Regions from separate parts of the Homo sapiens genome. Here region 1 is linked to region 2. The links are chromatin contacts, found by Hi-C in ENCODE. All regions are on one chromosome and are shown on one strand. Each heading gives the region's core, a stretch centred on a gene start or an enhancer-like site at or near the end of the contact. The rest is flanking DNA. Distances are from core to core; before and after follow the strand shown.

Evidence for each region. A loop is a pair of places that touch in the nucleus more often than their neighbours do. Pooled maps may share reads with other maps.
Region 1: a loop to region 2 is called in a pooled map, with 4 times the contacts of the local background. The contact joins two enhancer-like sites. A Hi-C loop is called at or near these places in 11 of 37 single-sample maps with no recorded cell type and 5 of 50 pooled maps.

What each region holds. Positions count from the first base shown.
Region 1 is chr2:45,903,124-45,907,561 of GRCh38, forward strand. The region is part of intron 2 of PRKCE (protein kinase C epsilon); the gene reads left to right. Among named protein-coding and RNA genes, the nearest start is that of PRKCE-AS1, 230 kb to the left of the region's middle. RefSeq lists an enhancer at 1,471-1,540. Within about 2 kb of position 1,793, at least 3 of the 41 ENCODE cell types and tissues checked have a DNase peak (open chromatin) inside an H3K27ac peak, as active enhancers do.
Region 2 is chr2:45,727,846-45,731,729 of GRCh38, forward strand. The region is part of intron 1 of PRKCE (protein kinase C epsilon); the gene reads left to right. Among named protein-coding and RNA genes, the nearest start is that of PRKCE-AS1, 54 kb to the left of the region's middle. RefSeq lists enhancers at 1,892-1,971, 2,352-2,491. Within about 2 kb of position 1,411, at least 5 of the 41 ENCODE cell types and tissues checked have a DNase peak (open chromatin) inside an H3K27ac peak, as active enhancers do.

The DNA of each region.
Region 1 (4,438 bases), core at 543-3,042, 180 kb after region 2:
ATAGTCATGTTTTCAGTGGTCTCAGTGCCCGAGGGAGTTGATTGGAAGGAAGTCAGAGGGACTTCATTAAATAAGTCAGTGAATGAGGAGTCCTCCAAGGGATCCCTGCCTGGCAAGAAATACCCTCAGGCCATCTTGGTTCAGAAGTTATTCCTCCATACATTAACAGGCACATAACACAGGCTTTAAAAAATACTAATTTTGTGAATATTATGGCTACTCCATAGACAGAGCATCCCCTTTTCTTCACTTGAGATACAGGGAAGGATTTTGTGTCAATGGTATGGCGTCACCATCCCCATGGGACAGGGTTGCAGCAGCTGGGGCTGTGAGGGAAGATGAGGCCGAAAGACCCAGCAAGATTAGGGTTGCAGGTAAGATACAGGACACCGTTAAATTTGAACTTCAGATCAACTCTGTATAATATTTTGGTATAACTATGTTCCAAATATTGCATGTCACATAGTTATAAAGAATTATTTTTTCTGGAATTGAAACTTAAACAGTCATCTTGTATTTTTATCTCCTGTCTGGTAACCCCATGTAAGATGTTCAGGGAAGCCTAGACACACAGACCAGAAAGTGATGTAGAATGTACAAGGCAAGGCAGTGAGGAATGATTCCAAGTTTTAGAGAGCCCAGGTCTTCCTTCTTGGAAATGGGTTAATACATCCTCAAACCCTCTTCCCACCTCATCACTTTCATCATATCCCCCTCAGTTTGGGAGCATTTGTATATGAGAGCTTGTAGCCTGGCAGTTTTTTTTTGTTTGTTTGTTTGTTTGTTTGTTTGTTTTTTTTGGCAGGGTCTCACTCTGTTGCCCAGGCTGGAGTGCAGTGGCATGATCCCTGCTCACTGCAACCTCCCATTGCTGAGTTCAAGCGATTCTCGTGCCTCACCCTTTGGAGTAGCTGGGATTACAGGCACGCACTACCACACCCAGGTAATTTTTGTATTTTTAGTAGAGACAGGGTTTTGCTATGTTGGCCAGGCTGGTCTCGAACTCTTGATCTCAAGTGATCTGCCCTCCTCGGCCTCCCAATATGCTGGGATTAAATCAAGTGCAAGATCCAAAATGTTACTAAAAAAGCTTTTCAGCTTTTTAGATTCTCTTAAAAATGCAAACAAACAGACAAAACAGTTTCTTAGAAAGAAGCCGGTTGCGTGCGAACCGAGAAGTCTTGAAACCAAAAGAACTCCAAGTTCCCTGCCTGTGCTGAACACTATGGGGGTGGCACGTGCCCATCCAGGGCAAATCACAGGGGGAGAAGATGAGGTTTCTTAACAGTACCACCTCTCACTTTTGGTATTTGTAATGGAGAACACAGACTTATATCACATGTGAAAATGAAACAATGGTTTAAAAAGTCATGTCTCTGTGCTGGCTCTGGATGAGATGAGCCTTTTGAGAAGGCAGAGGCGTGCTCGGTGGGTTGGGCTCTGGGCATTTCTTCCCCTGCCAAGAAGCGAAATGTCTTAGCTCCATGTGCGTTGATGATTACTAACTGGCCAGGGCTTACTGTAAGTGGGCTGTGCTCGGGGATCTCACCAGGAAGAAAAAGAATCAAACTAATCCCTTTCTGGAAACCGTCTCCCCCGGTTGCCTGGGCCACCTGTCCCAGATGCGCTCCTCTTTCCCAAGACTCTTGCTGTCTCCCCGCTGCCCCAGAAGCCTGCCTTTTCTCCAGCCCTGCATGGGACATTCTCCTGATGGCAGGGACCCATGAGAGGGGGGCTGGGTGAGCCTATGTGCTGTGAATGTGTTGGTGAGCCCTGGGGGAGGAGTCAGGGGAACCTGGGGAGCTGGGGGTCCACGTGTGAGGTCCCGGGCGTGGACCATGGAGAGCTGGTAGCCTTTGTTGACCATTGTACAGACAGCGACAGGGGCTCCACATCACTTCAGCAGGCACGGTGACACACAGGACTCACTGGATGCTACGGTGTTAATCACACCACTGGTGCTTGCTGTATCCTATGGCAACAGCAGCTCCTTGTTAATTCAGAGTAATGCTGGGGCAGGCCGTAGTCCAGGCCATCTCACACTGGCTAGGGCAAACCCTGGCTCAAGAGCATCCTTGACTTATGGCCAAGCCTCAGGAACCTCTTGGCTGGCTCTCCAACATAGCCCACGCTAACCCAGTTTTGGAATCTGGTAGTGGGAAAACAGGGAAGCTCCAAAAAAAAAGTAACTCAGAGGTCAAGGTGAACCCTGAATGAGTCCATTAGATTCCACAATCAATATCCAGCTTCTAAACATTATACATATTGATGAGCTGATTGCTAGGAGACTAGTGCTGAGAGAGCTGAAATCTATTTTGCTGAGGCCAAATTGGCTGTTGATGGGCCATAGTAGACTATGGCTTTAATAATCAGGTAAAAAACACCCTGCCATCTGGTAAAACACAGCTTAAGCACATTGGAGCCCTGTGAGCTTTCCTAAAAGCTGGGCAAAGCAGGGCTTTCACCGGGCTCTGTGTATCCTGGCCCTGCAAGTCCTTTCTAAGGGGCTGAGGGCTGGCCGGGGCCCTAGCTGGGGAACCTCTGATGCTGGGAGGGTGGATGCCAGGTGGTGGAACACTGCAACTGTGATCTACAAAGATAGGATGTTTACTGAAGGGTAAATGGAGACCGGCCCATGCTCTTTATAGTCCCTGAACACACGTGTTGACCTGAACTGCTTACTCAACTCTGTACTCAGTTACAAATTGGGTGAGATGTGGCTCCCACAGTGGGAATAATTTCCTTGAAGGTCTTTACTCCAAGAGGTTCCCTGGGAGGAAGGATGTGCTTGTGCGGGGTATGGTGTCTGCCCACATGAAGGGCCGGGGTGGGCAGGCTATCTTCAGCGGTGATGCGCTTTCAACCCTCCTCCCCTACCCACATGACCCGGGTATGGAGCGTGGGTTGGTATCATGATAGCATGCTGGAATCTAACATGAATTATCCTAACTTGGTAGACCCAGATGCAGCGGCTTTCCTGCTCCCCGCAACTCTGCCTGACACATTGCTGGAGCTAGGGAGGGAAAGCCGCTAGCTGATTGCTAAGACCTAGGTGAAGAATCTCAACCACCTGGCCTACTGGGCATCTTCTGGTCATTTGGATCACCGCTGGTGTGCTGGTGCTGAGTCCAGGAGGCTGCACTGCTCACAGGGCATAGGCAGCTCTGCTTGGGGCAAGACATTGCCAAGGTGCAGAGAACAGGTTTCTGGAGGCAGGAAGTCAAAGGCAATTGGGTTAATTAAACCCCTGTGGATCTTCAGCTGCAGAATTGCTGTGAGGTACTCTGAAGACTTAAAGTTGTACATTTACTAAAGCAAAAACGGAACACCCACAGTTAAACCAAGACAAGTCCTTTCTACCTGTGGTGCTATGCATGGCTCTAATTCAAGGGCAGGGAAGAGGGGGACGGGTTTCCAGTGTCTCCCCAAACACCTTTCCTCTGGTTTTGAGCATGGGCCTGTCTGATGGGATTCCAGGGCCGTCCTTTGATCTTACCTCTGCTGGGTTAGGTTGGGGGAAGCTATCTCTGCCTTGACAGGGTGATGCTCCCCTCTACTCATGTGCTCTGTGTGGGAGGCAGCAGGAACCAAGGTCTTGATCTGTTGCTGCTGGCCCACCCTCCATCAGGCGGCAGCTCTGGGCATCAATGTGCCGGCAGCTTCTGAGGTGCCTGCTGTATGTGCCTACCCTGCAGAGGCCTGGGGCCAGCACTGATGGGAACTTCTGTTTGATACTCAGAACATCTTCAGAGATGGGTCACACCCTGCGCTTGGCTGGGACAGTGTTTCATGGGCTTCTCCTGCCGCCCTTCTTTAAGGAGCTGCATTGTGAGTGTGGGCCCAGAGAACACAGTAGGAGAGAAATGCAGTGTCTCCCCATAATCCCCTGCAGGGACCAGGCTGGATGGGGCCCCAGTTGCTCCAAAATTAGGCGTCGGAGGTCTAAGTGGTATAGACGGAAGGAAGGCGGTCAGAGGGTACACGCTCCATGTTAAATTTCTGAGGAGCAAAGGTAAAATGCCAGGATTGCTGACATGATCAGGCCAGTGATGGAAAGAAAGCCCGAGAGAAGAGAAAAATGAAGCTTTAACTATCACAGAGCATCTGACTGAGAATAAAAAGATTTTAAGTGGACTGGCAGTTGGCAAAGGAAAAAATAAATCAGCCCCCTATTGAGTGACTTTCAGGAATGAGAGGCAGGCAAATTGGATATTGAGGAAATATCTGAATGCACTGGATTGTGTCTGGGTTCAAAAGCCAAGAACATCTGCGAGTCCTGCATTGCATTTGCTGAATAGCTGTTGGGGTAACACTCCTGTGAACAAAACCAAGACGAGTTTTGTCCCTGCCACAGAGGTAACAATGGACGAAGCACACTTCTGAGGGCGTCATCGCAGGCCCTGTTCATCTCTCCGGGCAGTGGCATAGCAGGCAGTGA
Region 2 (3,884 bases), core at 161-2,660:
GGTTTCACCATGTTGGTCAGGCTGGTCTCAAACTCCTGACCTCGTGATCTGCCTGCCTCGGCCTCCCAAAGTGCTGAGATTACAGACGTGAGCCACCGGGCCCAGCCAGGGCATGTATTTTTACAGTAAACTCTGGGAAGCCAAGATGGAAAATAAAGCCCTTACTGGCTTAAACCAGGCTGAGGGAGATGGTCTCTTGAGTAAACACCATGCCTCGCTTTCTGTTTAAGCGTATCTTTTCTTTTCAAGCCTGCTCCTTCTGTGTAAGTGTATTTTTCAAAGTGTGACTCCACATCCTTTCAGAAAGTCCTTCGTATCCCATCAAGGGAGTAAGGTGATGGGTGAGAAGCTACTCTAAATAAATTAAGGGTAGTATCTGTTTTGGCTTCAAAGGGCAAAGGATCAAGGTTAGGGCAAGTAGAAATTTCTCCCTCTTGATTTTAAGTGAAATTTTTTATTTTTATTTTTATAAGACCCTAATTGCCTGCTTCATACCTAGAAGGCCAGAAACATTCCTGGATGTTGGACTAGCAAGCCAGAGAACAATCTAAGCAATGCCATTTCACTGGCCCCTTCTTCACCAGAACCCTTCCCCCAATAGTCCCATGCCCAAACACACGCACTCTTCACAGTATCCTCTTGTGCATGCTGCTTGCTTTGAGGGTGGTGCAAGTGCTATTGGGTGTCATTTTATATTACAGTTGTAATGCCCACGTGCCGCTGGAATCTTTGTATCTTAGTCACAGACTTCTAGAGTGTCTGAGCTGGAAGGAACCTTCATTCTCAGCCCCTTGTTTTACAGATGGGGAACTGAAAGCCCCCAGGTTGCCTGACTGTAAGTTGAGGTCTGTCTTCACCAGTTCATGGTTTGTTTTCAGTATCTGAGCAATAACAGCTGCTAATTATTGAGGCCCTGTGCTGAGTGCTTTTCATGCATCATGTCACTTATTTTTCATAACAACTGTATGAGGAAGGTATGACCATCATCTCTCCTTTAAGGTTAGAGAGGTTGAGTAATGTGTTTAGAGTTGGGTGTTGGAGCTGGGTGTTAGCAAAGATTTGAACTCAGTATACGGTGGCACTGGGGCACTGGCTCCTAACTGGTAGGCTGTGCTGCACTGTGTTTGCCAAGTGAGGCTGCCTCTATTCCCACTTCTTCCCTCACTTCCCATCGTCTTTCTTTTTCACTGCCCCACCAGGGATCTTGCTCTCAACTTGCCAAGGTAGGATTCCGACCATGGCTACCATGATGACTTGGAAGCCTGGACTCCAAAGGAAGGAGTTCCAAAGCCTTGATCAATGGAACAGAGGCATTGTCCTTGGGACCCGAAGGAGCTGATACCACGTCACTTATACCAGGATCCTTGCTGGTTAATTCACATAGGGCGGTGGAGGACACAGTGCAGTCTCTGTTTGCACTGGCTTATGGGAGACTGAGCAAGATAGAGTAGAGAGAAAGTAGATGAAAGGTGCCATGAAAGCCATCCTCAGCTCAAGCCTGTGTCTTCTTAGCAGGGGTCATTGCATCCTCTTTATTATCAAAGGGTGTGATCCTAATACGCTTATGAGACAGCCAGTGTAGATGTGATATCAAGCCAGCTCGGCCCTCCCTGGAGCCTCCATCATATGCATCTATGTGTCCCCCTTCATTACTTTCCGATTCCTTTTCCCCCTCCTACAGCAATAGCCTGAAGGATATTTTTAGGCCCCAGTGAGGCTGTGATCACTGACCCTTGGCTTCTGAAAATTTTTACACCGTTTTGAAGGGATGTGCATACTCAGGAATACAGCTATTTTTGAATCTGTACTAGAGATTCTAGGCTGTATCCTCCATGGGGGCTTATTTTTTAAGTTTGAGCAGAAAATATTCCAAGGGACATTGGTAGTGTAATGGATGATGAGCCTGTATGCTGATGCTGATTAGGCCAGAGTGGGTCCAGACTGCTCTGGCCATCCTTGACCGGAGGAAGAACTAGTACGTCCACCTTGCCTCAAGGGGAGCAGATCTGTCAATGGCTCAAAGCCTGGAGTGCAGTTCCTACTAGCTCCACCTGGAGTCTTAAAAGAGGAACAGATCAGCATGGAGGAGATCTTTGGGTCCTGGGCATTTTGCATTTTTTAAGGGTATAGAGTCATACTTTTATAGTTCAACAACATTGACAAGAATGGATGTTTTGAGTCCGTTGGTTAACCTTGGATTTGAAAAGAGGAAGAAAAACAGAAACCACACATTAGCAGGGCAGCACTGAGGTTACAGTCATGTTACCATAGACGCCAGGCTTGAAGAGCCGTTTGGGGACAACAGAGCACAACACTGGAAAAATAAATTTTTTAGAGACAGGGTTCCGCTCTGTCACCCAGACTTGAGTGCAGTGGTGCTCACTGTAACCTCAAGTTTTTGGGCTCAAACAACCCTCCCATCTCAGCCTCCTGGGTAGCTAGGATTACAGGTGTGGGCCACCATACCCAGCTAATTTTTTATTTTTTATTTTTGTAGAGATGGAGTCTTGCTGTGTTGCCCAGGCTGGTCTCAAACTCCTGGCCTCAAGTGATCCTCCTACCTTGGCCTCCCAAAGCTCTGGGATTACAACTGTGAGCCACCAGTTGTAATTTTTTTTTTTTTTTTTTTCCCGAGACAGAGTCTCACCCTGTTGCCCAGGCTCGAGTACAGTGGCACAATCTCGGCTCACTGCGACTTCTGCCTCCTGGGTTCAGGCAATTCTTGTGCCTCAGCCACCTTAGTAGGTGGGATTACAGGTGTGCACCACCACACCTGGCTAATTTTTGTATTTTTAGTACAGACAGGGTTTCACCCCATTGGCCAGGCTGGTCTCAAACTCCTGGCCTTAAGCTATCTACCCGCCTCAGCCTCCCAAAGTGCTAGGATTACAGGTGTGAGCTACCATGCCTGGCAAGCACAACATTTTTAATTTTCAAGAGCTACCAGTTTCTTTTCTGTCTCTGAAGAGACACTTCTCCCAAGGAAATTTCCATTAAAAAATTAATTTTGTGTGTCTGCCCGACAGATCATGGGAGACAGAGTGCTGTTATTTGTAAAACATTTTTAAAAATACATTTTTACCTTTATGGAGCAATGATATTCCTGGATTTATCTAAAAGGAAAATCTGACTGGTGTGGAAGAACAAGTGGAAGCTGTTAATGAAAATTTTGAAGTGAAGGAAATAGGAATGTGGGAATAGTGGGAGCCTGGGTGTTCTCTAACCAGGGAGAACTCTCAGGCAGAAAGTGGCTACTGTGGACAGTTTAGAGACTGGTGAGTTTAGGGCCTGTTGATTTCTGTTATTAGTTAGCATTGGCCTTTGTGTTTAGAGAGGAAGATGGTTATTACAGCTAGTGTCAGGAGAGCAAGGGGTGTCTTAATGGAGTTATGCACAGTTTTTGCCTATGACAACTCAGCCTCTTGGGCTCAGAGCATTCACTTAGACAGAGCAGCTCCATTCCTTGTGGTTTTCTGGTCAGTATTTTAGGACCATCAGTTCTGTGGCTCATGCAGGTGTGATGTATAAATGTCTGGCCTGGGAGAGATGCCAAAAAAGAAGTGGGGAGATGGAGTAAAAATCATTTGTCTGGAGGTTTTTCATTTACTGAGTCTCTTCAGGAAACTGGGAGAAGTTGAGTTTCCTTCCTTAATTCTCAAGTTCATTTTAGACATGAGAGAAAGAGACTCAGAGACATTAAGTGTCTTGGATTTTGTAGTTACTAATGGGGAAACCTAAGCCTGAAAACCAAGAATTTTCTGAATTCCTGGAATTTTTTTTTTTTTTTTTTTTTTTTGAGGCAGGGTCTCACTCTGTTGCCCAGGAAGAAGTGCAGTGGTGCAAACATTGCTCCCTGCAGACTTGACCTCCTAGGCTCAAGTGAT